2 separate regions of the Mus musculus genome follow, and region 2 is linked to region 1. Evidence: chromatin contacts called from ENCODE Hi-C or POLR2A ChIA-PET data. All regions are on one chromosome and are shown on one strand. The core of a region is the stretch at or near the end of the contact, and the rest is flanking DNA. Distances in the headings are between cores, read along the strand shown.

Evidence for each region. A loop is a pair of places that touch in the nucleus more often than their neighbours do. ChIA-PET counts read pairs that join two places held with the same protein, here RNA polymerase II (POLR2A).
Region 2: POLR2A ChIA-PET joins it to region 1 with 10 read pairs in embryonic stem cell. The contact joins the promoter of Wnt10b here to the promoter of Ccnt1 in region 1. A Hi-C loop is called at or near these places in 3 of 37 maps with a recorded cell type or tissue (Patski and left cerebral cortex). POLR2A ChIA-PET finds 5 or more read pairs at or near these places in 2 of 5 experiments (Patski and embryonic stem cell).

The regions. Positions count from the first base shown.
Region 1 is chr15:98,564,179-98,570,421 of GRCm38, forward strand. It overlaps Ccnt1 (cyclin T1), which reads right to left and starts at 3,558. Exons shown (of 9, transcript NM_009833.2): 1 at 3,298-3,558; 2 at 869-950. The coding sequence starts at 3,458. It overlaps 9330020H09Rik (RIKEN cDNA 9330020H09 gene), which reads left to right and starts at 3,146. Exons shown (of 2, transcript NR_028442.1): 1 at 3,146-3,347; 2 at 3,461-6,243.
Region 2 is chr15:98,775,923-98,782,165 of GRCm38, forward strand. It overlaps Wnt10b (wingless-type MMTV integration site family, member 10B), which reads right to left and starts at 2,228. Exons shown (of 5, transcript NM_011718.2): 1 at 1,936-2,228; 2 at 968-1,081; 3 at 596-858. The coding sequence starts at 1,041.

The DNA of each region.
Region 1 (6,243 bases), core at 2,308-4,807:
AGTTCATAATGCCAGTGTTTGGAAATTCAAGCCAGCCAGAACTATATAGTTCAAGTGCAGCCATTAGTACATAGTTAAGAAGAAAAGGAGGAGGAGGAAGAGGAAAAAGGATTAAAAAAAGGAGAGCTGAATGTAGAAAACCCTCAAAATTTCTAAGACAACTAGGAAACTCCTCTTTAATTTCATTCTTCATTAATTACTTCTGTTTCAGTGCTATCAAATAGCCTCAATAAAGGCTAATTGGAACTATGGGAGCTAAGGGCAAAAAAAAAAAAAAAAAAAAAAAAGTCAAAATGACTAATCTAATCACCCAAAATTCGGAGACTTTACTACAGATCAAGAGTTCCCTGTCACTCCTGAACCTGCCTGCCAATTTCCTACATTATAGGAATTATATCTAGCTTCACAGTTTCTCTTCAGTTTGTTAGCATCAAAACAAGACAACTCAAAATGTATTATCTGGGCTGGAGATGGCTCAGTAGTTTTGTTCCCAGTGCCCACTTAGGTGGCTCACAGCACCTAGGTAACTCCAGCTCCAAGGAATTCAATGTCCTCACCTAGCCTCTGAGGGCACTCACACACTCTTACCATTCCCTAACCCAAACACAGGCAAAAATAAAGCCAAGTCCTTTTTTATCCTAAATTTGAAACATGTTTTCTTAAAGACTTTTAAAAATGTTGCAAAACCTAACTTACATTTGTCTTCTTACTCGGAAAGCTATATTTAAATCATGGTTTCTTTTCTAACTTTAAAATAACGAGCCCTAAATTCTAAAATTAAAATCATAGTTCAATAACAACGACCAATCATAAAGTAGGCAGCTACACTCAAACCCAAAGGGATTTCACCATAGAAAATTATACTTACATATCGATGAAACTGTGTAAAAGACTGAATCATGTAGAATCGGTGCATGTATACTATAGCAGTATTGATCGTCAGTTGTGAGCTGAAGTGCTCGAGTTAAGGTTCAGAAGCAGACAATATAATCTCCCCCCAAAGTAACAAATGGCCAAGCTAAACAGATGATCCCACAGGGGAGTAAAACTTAACTCTTCCAACCCAACAGCAGATTCGTTTCCTTCTCTAATGAAATTAACTGCCAATTGACAACATGTGCTCTACCTAACGGGTACTTAATATGAACTTACTGACTGAATAAACAAAACAAGTAGCAAGTTGTAAATCAGTACAAACAAAGCTGCATACGACCTCAGGCTTCCTGTCCTGTCACTTGCCTTCTGCAAAGACGATCCTTTAGCTCAGGACAACTTCATCACATTTACTTTTGGCCATAGCATGAGTATGGTGGTCAGAGGGCAACTTGCAGGAGTCGGTTATCTTCCCACCCGAGTCCCAGGGATGGAATTCAGGCTACCAGGCTTGACGAGAAGTGCCTTTACCCGCTGGGCCATTCTGTCAGGCCAAGAATAACTTTAAAATTTTAAAGTGTATCAGCATTTGCCTGATTCTATGTATGTGCACCAAGGGCATGTCTGGTGCCCACAGAGGTCAGAAGAGGGCATGAGATTACCCTACAACTGCAGCTATAGACGACTGTGGGCTGCCATATAGGCCCTGCCTAAACAGTAAGTGCTTGTAACTGCTGAGCCATCTCTCTAGCCCCACAAAAAATAACTTTTTAAGGATATTTACCAGGCCTTCCCTTACTAGGCTCTTGGAACTTTTCTCTCTCTCACCTTCTTAAACTTCAATAATTAAGTTTTCCAGTTCTACTTTCTTTTGGGGGGGGGCGTGGGGGAGGTGAGGAGGTGGGTGGGCAGTGTTCAAGGCAGGGTTTTTCTATGAATCCTTGACTGTCCTAAAACGTGCTGTGTAGACCAGGCTGGCATCAGAAGTAGAGATCTGCTCACCTCCCCATCCTGAGCAATGGGATTCAAGGTACGCACCACCACACCCTGCTTAGTTCTGATTCCTTCAGGAAATATTACATGACCTCTGAAGTATAAAACCTTTGAAACCATTTGATAGTCATCCACTGAAAATAAACCCCTGCCTTCCTTTGTACGGGTACCATTCCAACCTCCCCAAAACGTAAGAGTACTTATTCCCACAGACCTCAGCAACAGTCTGCATAGAAGTGACAATATGATGGCGGCAAGCTTAAACACACATTTAAAAGGTGCCGTAAACACAGACAGAAACTCAGAGAGGTTTGATCGTGCACTGACCAAATGCTTGGGAAACTGGATTTCAATAGGAGACAACTGGCAATAAAGAGAACACCTATACAACATACAACCTTCAGACTTAAAAACACTAGAGACCTAAACTCTGCACTTTTTTTTCTTTCTTGGAGACAGGGTCTTACATGGAAATTCTGGCCTGCTTCTACTTCTCCAAAGCTCAGATCAAAGGCACAGGACACCAGGCCTAGCCCTCAGCATCACTCTTAAATAAATGCTACATAAGTGGAAGTAAAATAAAAAAAAGAAAAAGAAAAAAAATATATATATATATGGACAACGGAAAGAACTTTAAAACTATTAGTTTTGCCACAAGACTGTATTTTCATAAGAAAAACTGGGAGGGGGGAAATCACTAAACTACATTACCTCTAAATTTTGAAACCTAATGAATAAACTATCACTAGTGCCCAAAGAAGCAAGGACTTAATATTCTGAAAACTACTTTAAGCATACCAACTTGTATATCCCCTCCCCCCAAACCTAAGTTGACATCTTTTTTTCCTCTTAAATTCCATGAAACAGCTACTAGAACGTTTGAATATCAAGCGTGGTGGCAGACATTGGGACATTTTGTTTTAAACGAGAATCTGACAGGTTAGCCAGCTAGTGAGAGAAACGGGCTTGGAACCAAAACTGGGGCAGCAATTCCAGACCACCTTCATAAGTCCTTTGCGTACAGAATTTCCCGAAACCCTTTTTATACACTTTGGGGAGGCAGAGTCGATAGCGAAACGTCCTAAACGGAGCCTTAGGTCACAGCAGAAAGAAGACTCTCAAAAGCCACTAAAACAGGGCAGAATCCAGAGGACGGGGGCTGGGAAGGAGCAGCGAAAACACAAAGACAGGAGAGGTACGAGTCGGCAGCCCGGCCGGTGGCACCGGTGAGCGAGCGGGAAATTGACTCCGCCTCACTTCCCTCGCGCGAACAGTGGCTCGGCCAGCGAGCGCCATTGTGGGTTCTCCCAACTTAGACGCCCAGCTCCTGCCACCACCCCACCCGCTTCTGTCCCCACCAGCGTCGCCGGCCCGGACGTCGAAGCATGGCCGGACGCACTCCGAGGCCGATGGCCTAGGCCGAAAGGATACACGTTCAGACGTTGTCCCATGTCCTGGAGGAGATTGGCCGCCTGCTGGCGGTAAGAGAGTTCTTTATCGGAGTCCACGCCAAAGCGACGCGACGGGCTGTTCTCCAGCTGCTCGCGAGTAAAATACCACCGCTTGTTGTTGTTCTTCCTCTCTCCCTCCATAGTGCTTCAACCAAGAGGCAGCGGCGGGGGCTGCGAGCACTTCCCAGCGTCACCGGAGCGGCGACACACATCCGCCGTGCCGAGACTACTGCGACGTGACGAACTTCCTCCAAGGGGCGACCACCGAGGTTGTGACACACTTCCGCCCAGAAAGCCGAAGATTCCAGCGCCGACTTCCGGAATGACCCCTCCGACACCCCGTAGACGAATCCACAGCCAGTCCGCGGCTAAGAACGGACCGGCGGCCGGGACGCAGGATCCGGTCGTGTGACCGCCAGGTGGGCGGGACTATCTGACGTCGTTCTTTAAAGGTCTCGTCTTTCCGCGCGAGAACTGCGGTAAGGGGGCCTCACCGGCGGGCCTCTAGTTAACGCTCGCTGCGCTTGGCTGGGTAGTTTCCGAGGACGTGCGTGATGGAGGCCCCTTTGTAACACCGGGCTTACGGAAAAAGTGGCAGGGGAAATAGGCGAGACTCTCAGAAAACCGAGAAAGGACGAGACAGTGAGTGGCCCTGCCCCGTGCAGAAACGCGAAAGCCACTAAAAGGTTCCTGGGTTCTTAGCTCCGGCATGGAGAACTCCGGCGCGTTTGGAAACCGCTCTCCTATTTTGTAGCAGCCTTTCCTCCCGTTTCACTGCGGCCAATCATCTGGAAGGAATAAAATCAACGCCACTGAGCTTCGTTTGAGTGTTTGGGGGGGGGGGGTAAAGGGGCCTTTTTTTAAAGATTTATTTATCTTCATTTATGTATATGAGTACTCTGTAGTGGTCTTTAGACAACAGAATTGGGCATCGGATCCCATTACAGATGGTTGTGAGACACCATGTGGTTGCTGAGAATTGAACTCAGGACCTCTGGAAGAGTAGTCAGTGCCCCTACCCGCTGAGCCATCTCTCCAGCCCCGGGTAAAGGGGTCTTTTTCTCTCTTTCCTTTCTTATTTTTGTCATCCCTGGAGCTCAGAGGGGCGTCGGGTTTTGCCCGAGTGCTGGGATTAAAGGCTTGCACCACCACCCCGCCACGCTCAAGGACACCACCGATCGTTTATCGTTTAGGTCTGGAGGCCTTTTTTCTTTTGCATTCTTTTCTCTTTGTCAGTGAAGGCGATAAGCTTGCAGGCTCAGATTCCAAACATCCAGTCAGGGAGGGCCCAAGGTTATGCAAGCTCCCCTGCGCGTCAGGTCAGTAGTTCTAGGAAACCCACCCCGTAGGGAAAGGTTATCAAGCGAAGGAGATCAGGAGATAATTTGTGTCCTGCATTGGGGAGGATTATCAGAAGAAGGAGATCAAGAGATAATTTGTGCTCTGGCCTCACTCCCAGGTCCACTTTGTGAGGTTGTAAAAAGCAAGCTGGGGCCGATGTCCGCCTCAGCCTCCTGGCTGCACCAGGGTGTCTCTGTCCCCGGGCCTCGGTCGCTGCCTTGAACTCGGTATTGATGTTCACACAATCCCAAACTCTAGATCTTTTGTTTACCAAGAGCCCACTGTATCCACCCACTAGCAAGGGGATTGGCAATCAATCTTGAAGATTTGGGGTCTATTTTTTTCGCCAGAAGTCCTCTGGGAAATGTGTCTGCATAAATGAGGGTCCCCTCGAGGTGGCTTAGCAGGTAGGAGAGGCTGCTGTCAACTCTGGTGTGAATTCAATCCCCGAGAACCCCCCCCCCCCATCATAGATCGAGGAGAACTGACTCTAGCCAGTTATCCCCTGACGACCTCAAGTGCCCCAAGGCTAAATAGTTTAGAAGCCCAAAAGTATCCTAGGATCTGCTCATGGATGAATCAAAACTGCCTCTACCATGTGGAAAGTTACCACCAGCACCATGTGGAAATTTTCTAAGTTCAAGGCCTCTGTTAAGTCGCAGCCCCGCTCCAGCTTTCCAACCTGAGCGGGATATTTACCTGGGATACATAACAAGAGCCAGGACTACATAGAGAGATCCTGTCTCCAAAAAAAATAAATTATATATATAAAAAAAGAAGTTCCCATGTTTTATGTATGTCACTGTCTCTTTTTTCAGTTTTTTCCTCTCATATACACCCCAACTGCAGTTTCTCCTCCCAGTCTTCCCCAGCCTCCCCTCTCCAAGATTCCTTCTTCAGGGAGTTTTTTTAATTTAAAAACTTGAGTGTATATACATGTGCTGTGCATACACAACATAGCTTTCACATGCCTCAGTGTAAGGCTAGACATCAGAGGATAATTCTAGAGCGTCCTTTCTACCACAGGACCATGTTTACCAAAGATTAAACATGGGTCATCAGGCTCAACTCAGACACCTTTACTCAACCGAGCCATCTCACACACCCTCAAAGCCTTTTGAGATAGGATTTTCACTGTAACAGCCCTAGCTGTCCTGCAGGCAGGCAGATCTCTGAGTTTGAGGACCAGCCTGGTCTACTTCATGAGTTCCAAGACACGGTAAAACCCTGTCTCAAAAGGGGAGGGCTTGGGAGGATGCTGATAGATAGGGAATGCCACCTGGCTACCGTACACAGCAGCTCACTACAGCTGTGCTTACCTGCACCAGTCAGGCCAGTGAAGAGTCCAGCAAGGACAGGACAGGGGTGATGGCTGCTGAGGGGAAAGTGACCACTGGCCAGTTGCCCATGACCCCACACCCATGTGCAGCTAGGCAGCACTAACTAGAGTCACTGAATAGGGAAAGGAGGCCATGCAGTTAGGAAGGACAAAATGGAGGGCATCTGGGGGAGATGGAAGAGGTGGGGGTGGATGCAGATGATCAAAATACATTGCACAAAGTTCTCAAAGGATGACAGCAGTTTT
Region 2 (6,243 bases), core at 978-3,477, 210 kb after region 1:
GTGACCTGTTTTGTGGCCCTCCAGCCATTCCTCACCTGTTCAGGTGAGGGACACCTGGGGCCCCCACAGCACAGAGGAGGGGGCTACTCCCCAGCTTCAAAGCCATCAGGGTCTTTGTTCCCAGCTTTGGCTCCTGGGAACCCCAGCAATTAGGGGAGCAGGTTTAACCCTTAAACGGTTGGGGGCGTCACCCCACCCCCGCTGAGACTCTGGGGACACCAGCCTGGACTTGTCTGGGTGGAGAGGGAGGGGAGAGAAAAATAGGGGGTTGAGGGGGGGTGTGTTTGAAGCTTCTTGGGTTGGGGGGCATCTCTTGTTCACAGGTGCATCCCAGATCCGAATTAGGTGGAGGCAGAAAAGGGAGGCCCTGGGGTAGGGAAGCAGGGACCCAGCTGCCTCGCCAGCGACGCAGGTGGAAGGCAGGCAGGCAGGCAGAGGCCCAGCCGGTGACCAGATCTAGCTGAGCGCAGCTCCTGGGGAAATTCCCGGAGAGGCCCCTCCCGAAGCCGTGAGCCGGTCCCTTCCCGCCTCCGCGCGCCTCGGCCTGCCCCCCGCGCCTGGGCAGCAGCACACACAGCCGCCCCGTCAGGCTCACCGCGCTTGAGGATGGCGCTGTGGTGCGGCAGCCGGCCGCCGCCCTCCAGTGCCGAGCAGTTCCAGCGCTGGTCGCGCAGCTGGTGCTGACACTCGTGAACGGCGATGTGCAGCCCCTGGAGCGCCGACGCCGTCACGTCGGGGCTGCGCAGGCACAGCCCCAGCTGTCGCTTACTCAGTCCGGACAGGGTCAAGCACACGGTGTTGGCCGTCAGCGGCGGCTCACCGGGAAGTTTAAGGCCCAGAATCTCATTGCTTAGAGCCCTGGGGACAAGCGACAAGGGTCTGGGGTCTAGTCGCACGCCCCATCCCTATCCTCCCTAACCCAGATCGGTGCTTTCCCTCCCCTGGAACTGGATAAAAAAACGCTCACCGACTGAACAAAGCCAAGAACAGGAGACCCGCGAGGCCTAAGGGCGGAGGCCGAGACCGGGGCTCCTCCAGCATGTCGAAGCCCGGAGGCTCCGGTGGGCGAGTCAGTCAGCGCCTGCGGGGACAGGGACATTTGATGAGGACTAGATTGGCTCCCTGGGACCGAAGGACGCTCTGTTTCAGCTCCTTAAGCCACCAATGAAGCCCCACTAGCTTTTTCTCACCCCTCCCCAAACTGTGCAATACTAGTCACCCCTTGACTTCCAGTGTCTGCGTCCTGGAACCTGTCAAAGAGGAAGGGTCTGAGCAGCCCGAGGCCCTCCGGAGCACCCCTGGAGTCCGAGCCAGCCAGACACGACGCAGGGTCCTGGGACACTCACATACCCATTTGAGACCGGTTCTCTCAGACCCTCTATCCCTCCTCACCAACCGCTCCCTCTCTGTGGGCCCCACAACTGATCTGCCCGCCCTTACAGGGTTAGAGGGAGGGATTAGAAGGGGGTTCCCCACCACCTGGAGGGGTGTTGCCTCCTCGTGCTGGCAATACCAGGCAAGCTAGATTAGAAGGGTCCGAGGTCAGGCTCTTGGAACCACTCTCTGGCCTCGGCTCCCACCAGGGGGAAAGTGGGCTACAAAGGCCCCGAGGGAAACCAGGTGCCCTGCGCCAAGGCCACAGATTCCCCATCTACCCCCGCCCCTTTTCTAACTACACGCTCCCTCTGCAGTGCGACACCATCTAGTCCCCAAGGGTCCGACCCCAATTCTACCCCACCCCCTCATTGCCCTCTGAATCCGAAGGCACTTCTTTATTCTGTAGGTATCTCTATATCTGGCTTTCTCAGCGTTGTCTGTGCTCTTGAGGGGGGACGCTTGTCTGTCTGTCTGTCTGTCTGTCTGTCTGTCTGTCTTGTCTGACCGCCCGCGTGCCTGTCTAGTCTCTGCCCTCCCTGTTCTCTCCCGCCCCATTACCTCCAGCGGTTCAGGTGCAGGATCCACAAGGCTCGCGGTTGAGTCACTCGGGCCCGGCTCTTGGGGCTTAAACCGTGGGGAAACTGTCGGGTTCAGCCCCCTCGGCGGAGCAGCATTCTCCCAGCGCCCAGCCACTCCTCTCTGCCGCTTCCCCGGCGTCGCCGCGGCCGCCCGCCGGGAGGAAGGGAGGGTAAAAGGGAGGGAGTGATCCAGATAGCTAGCGAGCGAACCCGCGACGAAGCACCGGGGGCTTTGGCTCTGCTCGACCTAACTCACGGGTGGTTCTGCTCGAGCTGACGGAACTGCGGCCCCTCCCAGAGCCCGGGGCATCCCCACCCCACCCGCACCCCACCCCCTGACTTGACCAGGAGAACGCAGCCGCTCCCCCCCCAAGCGTGTACACACACACACACACACACACAGGACGCCGGGATCACGATTAGCCCCACTCCAGGGGCAAGTGGTCGGAGTTCCACTCACCTGCTCCGGGGTCTCCCGAGGCTGTAGGGAGAGTGCGGTGACCCCAAGGGACCAGGATCTGGTCCCAATGACAGGGTCTTTCATCGTTTTCCTTTGCCTCCGAGAGTGGGTGATTGAAGCGCTCCTTTGACACGCTGAGGACGGATCTAGACGACCTTAGGGTTACTGACGGTCTCTTGAAGAGCCCACGAGCCTGTGCGCACCAGGGCACTCTGAGCCTGCAAGTGAGGAGCCACTGTGTGGCTTGGCTCCCGCCCACCTCAGAGCCTTACGCCTGCCCCTTGGGAGGGCTCAGGTTTGGCCTCAGAATTTGGCCTTGGTCAAAAGCTCGGGTAGCTCCTAAGACCTCCTGTCAGTCCCTATGCTCCCCTTTTCTGGTAGGCATCCGAGATCTCAGGGGTCTCCTCTCCGGAATTCCTGGATGAATGCTTGAGATAACCCAAATGCATGCTCCACGCTCGCGCGTTTGCTGCACAAGAGATGAGGGAGGCCTGAGAGGATCCCAAAGTGAGCCCAACTTCAGGATAGCGGGGGGGGGGGGGGGGGGGGGAGAACCTGGCCTGGGTGAGCCCAGGCAAAGGCACAAACTACGGAGCTCTGGCGGCAGTGAAGGGGTTAGGCGCCACCGCACTCCCGCCTGACTCACCCTCCTAGCTCTAACCACTGCGGACTATTTTTGCCAGAGAGGGGCCTCAAGGCTTCCCAACCACCACCACCCCCCCCCCCGCCCCTGCCAGACCGCAGCCCCAAGCACAGCATGACTGGCCCTGCGCACCCAAGTCACATAGATCCAGAGCCGACCCCCCAAGGAAACAGAAGCACAGGGCTGGTACCCACAGCCACAACCACCTCTTCATTGGTGGTGGCTAGCAGCAAGGCTGGGCAACCAGCCCCTGGTCTACATTCTTGCAAGTCTTGCCTTGTGTTGAAGAGGCATCCCTGGCTAGGTGTCTAGTACAAAGGAAGTTAGGTATCTGGGGTTACTATTGAGTGCTTCCTTGATGAGGGTGCTGGAGCCCTAAGCTAGACCACAGCGGGAGGTGCTCTTTCTGAGTCCCCCACCTCTGGAGTAGGGAAAAGGCAGCCCAAGAGCTCCTTCCCATTTAGGGGAAGAAGGCCAAACCATGTATAACTTCTGAGATGGGCCAGCACTGTCTCAGTAACTTCTACCCTACTCCAGAACCCAGGATCCTCACCAGTGCCCCATCCTCTCTCCTGCCTGTCAGCCTGGGACTCACCCAGGCCCTGGAAGGGTATTTAGCAGATCCTTCATCAGTATCTCGAGGATATTCACGTTTCTCCCGTGGCTGCAGTTCCATTCACACGTTGGATTTTGTCTTGTTCCTATTTGTCCCTAATGCTATCTTTACCTCCTAGTTCTATCATTCAGTCAGATGTCAAGAAGGGACTAGGGCAAGCTGGGGCAGGTAGAGCTGTGTGTGTGTGTGTGTGTGTGTGTGTGTGTGTGTGCGCGCGCGCGCGCGCCATGCTTTTACTCCCAACACTTGGGAGGCAGAGGCAGGTGGATCTCCTTGAATTCAAGGCCAGCCTGGTCTACTATGTAGTGAGTTCTGGGACAGCCAGGCTATATAAAGAGACCCTGTCTCTAAAACCGATGATGATGATGATGACGACGACAGCGGCAACGACAATAATAATAATAACGACGAAGGTGATGATGATGATGAAGGGGCTAAGGAAGATTATAGCGCCCAGAGGTTCAACTTCTTAGTGGCCTGGGGGCTCCCCAAGTTGAACTGTCCCAAACCTAAGAACTCATACCGCTGTTCTCTAACCTCTCTGAAGTCTTGCTCTTTGATAAGAGGCCACAGGCAGGCAGTGGGTGGCCTGAGCTGGCCGAGGGTGCCCTCTTGCCGACCGTCTGGCCTGAGCACTGACCCACAGGCAGCTAGAGGGCGGTGGGACAGGCGGGGCCTGGAGAGGCCTGCGGGTGCACACCCATTGCCTAATACCCCAAGCACGCAGCCAGCTCCAAGAAAGAGGAGGGGCAGGAACCAGAGAGACCTTGACAAGGGTTGAGACCTAGATGAGAGGGGGAAAAAAGGGGGGCTGCCATCACTGCAGGGAGGAAATGAGAGCAACCTGGCCCATCTTCCTTTTGATGAGAAAAGTGGAAGGCCCCTCCGGCCCTTGCGGGGATGGGGAGGGGGGACGTGTAGCAAAACACTGTGGGAAGAACAACGAGGCCCTGAAGGGCGGGGAGTGTCAAATAAAAGAGTGGGGACCTCTGGAGATGGGGAAATCAAGCAACTGAGGCGGTGGCTAAAGCCGGGCTACACTCGGGAATCTCCTCCTCCTCCCCCTCCCCTGATGTTTGCCTTGGCTGGGGTCTTGGGTGACTCATCTGTTGCTAAGCCGCTGATAGGGGCGGCCAGCCCAGGGAACCCAAATTATAGGCCCTGGAGGGATGGATGCGCCTGCGGCGGTGAGCTCAGCTGTACGCCTCCCTCCACCTCACCGGTCTTCCACTGCAGCACCGAAGGCCACCACCCAGAGGCGCCAGAGATGTTGCAGACGAACTACTGGACTCCAGAGAAGCCCCCACATTCAGTAGTAGCCCCAAGGAGTCTTCTGACTCACCCAAGACAGAATGTTACCCCCTTGTCTACTATAGGTTGATGGATGGGTTACACCCTCCCAGCCCGAGGGGGTAGCGCCTGCCTGGGCTTCAAAGGCTTGCCCAAGAACTCAGAGCTCTGCTCCAATGTTCTCTCTCTCTCTCTCTCTCTCTCTCTCTCTCTCTATCCCAACGTCTAAGCAAAGCTTTCACCCTCCCCCACCGCCTCCCTCCTAGATCTATTCCAAGGCCTGTGTTTTGCTACAGAGTTTCTACTTCAATTCTTTAGTTAACTGTAGCCAAAAGTGACAGCGAGCCGCCCCCTGTCCCATATACCTAGAATAAGGAAGTTGAGGGAGGGAGATCAAGAATTCCAGGAGAGCAGATCTACAGATCAGCATCGAAGAGCTCTTGTTGCTTTTGTAGAAGACTTAGGTTCAATTCCCCAGCGCCCACAAGGTGGCTCACAACCATTCATAACCTTGGTTCCTTGGGAATCAATATGTATGAGTGTGGTGCGCATATATACGAGCAGGCAAAACATTTGAACTACAAAGAAAAACAAATCTAATAAATAATTTTAAAAAATAATTTGAGGCCAGAGCTAGGAGTGGCAGGCAGTTCATGGGCCTTGCTTTTAGTTTGAATACAAGAAAGGTAGAGACAAGTGGAGCTGAGGGAATTCCAGGCTACAAGGCTAGCCTAGTATACATGGTAAATTCCAGGCCAGCCTGGGCTATATAGTATGACTGCCTCAAAACAAAACAACAACAACAAAACCCCAAGATATCTAAAGGAGGAACATTCCAAAAGACAGAAATGTCCATAGACCTTGACAAAGGAACATGCTTGGTATGTTGGAAGGGTCAGAAAGATCAATAAAGGAGTAATTCACAAGGGAAGATTTGGTTGGTTGTGAACCTGAAGACCTAAGAAGGAACAGGGTCAGACCTGGAGAGGCCTGCTAGTTACTGTCAAGATTTTGGGTTTGGAGTGAGATAAGGAATCATTGGAAAGATGTGATCAGGGAAATTAATTTTTATTTGTTTACTTTTAAAATTGCTTGTGTTCGGTTCTGTGTTTGGAGGCCAGAGGTGCTGGAGTTACAGACAGTTGTGAGCTACCTGAAGTGGGAGCAGGGAATTGAATCAGGTCCTCTGTAAGGCCGGGTATATTCTCTTAACTCCTGGGCCATCTCTCAAGCCCAGCTTTGTTTTCAGAAAGGGTAGTTTGAACTGCAGTTGGAGAGA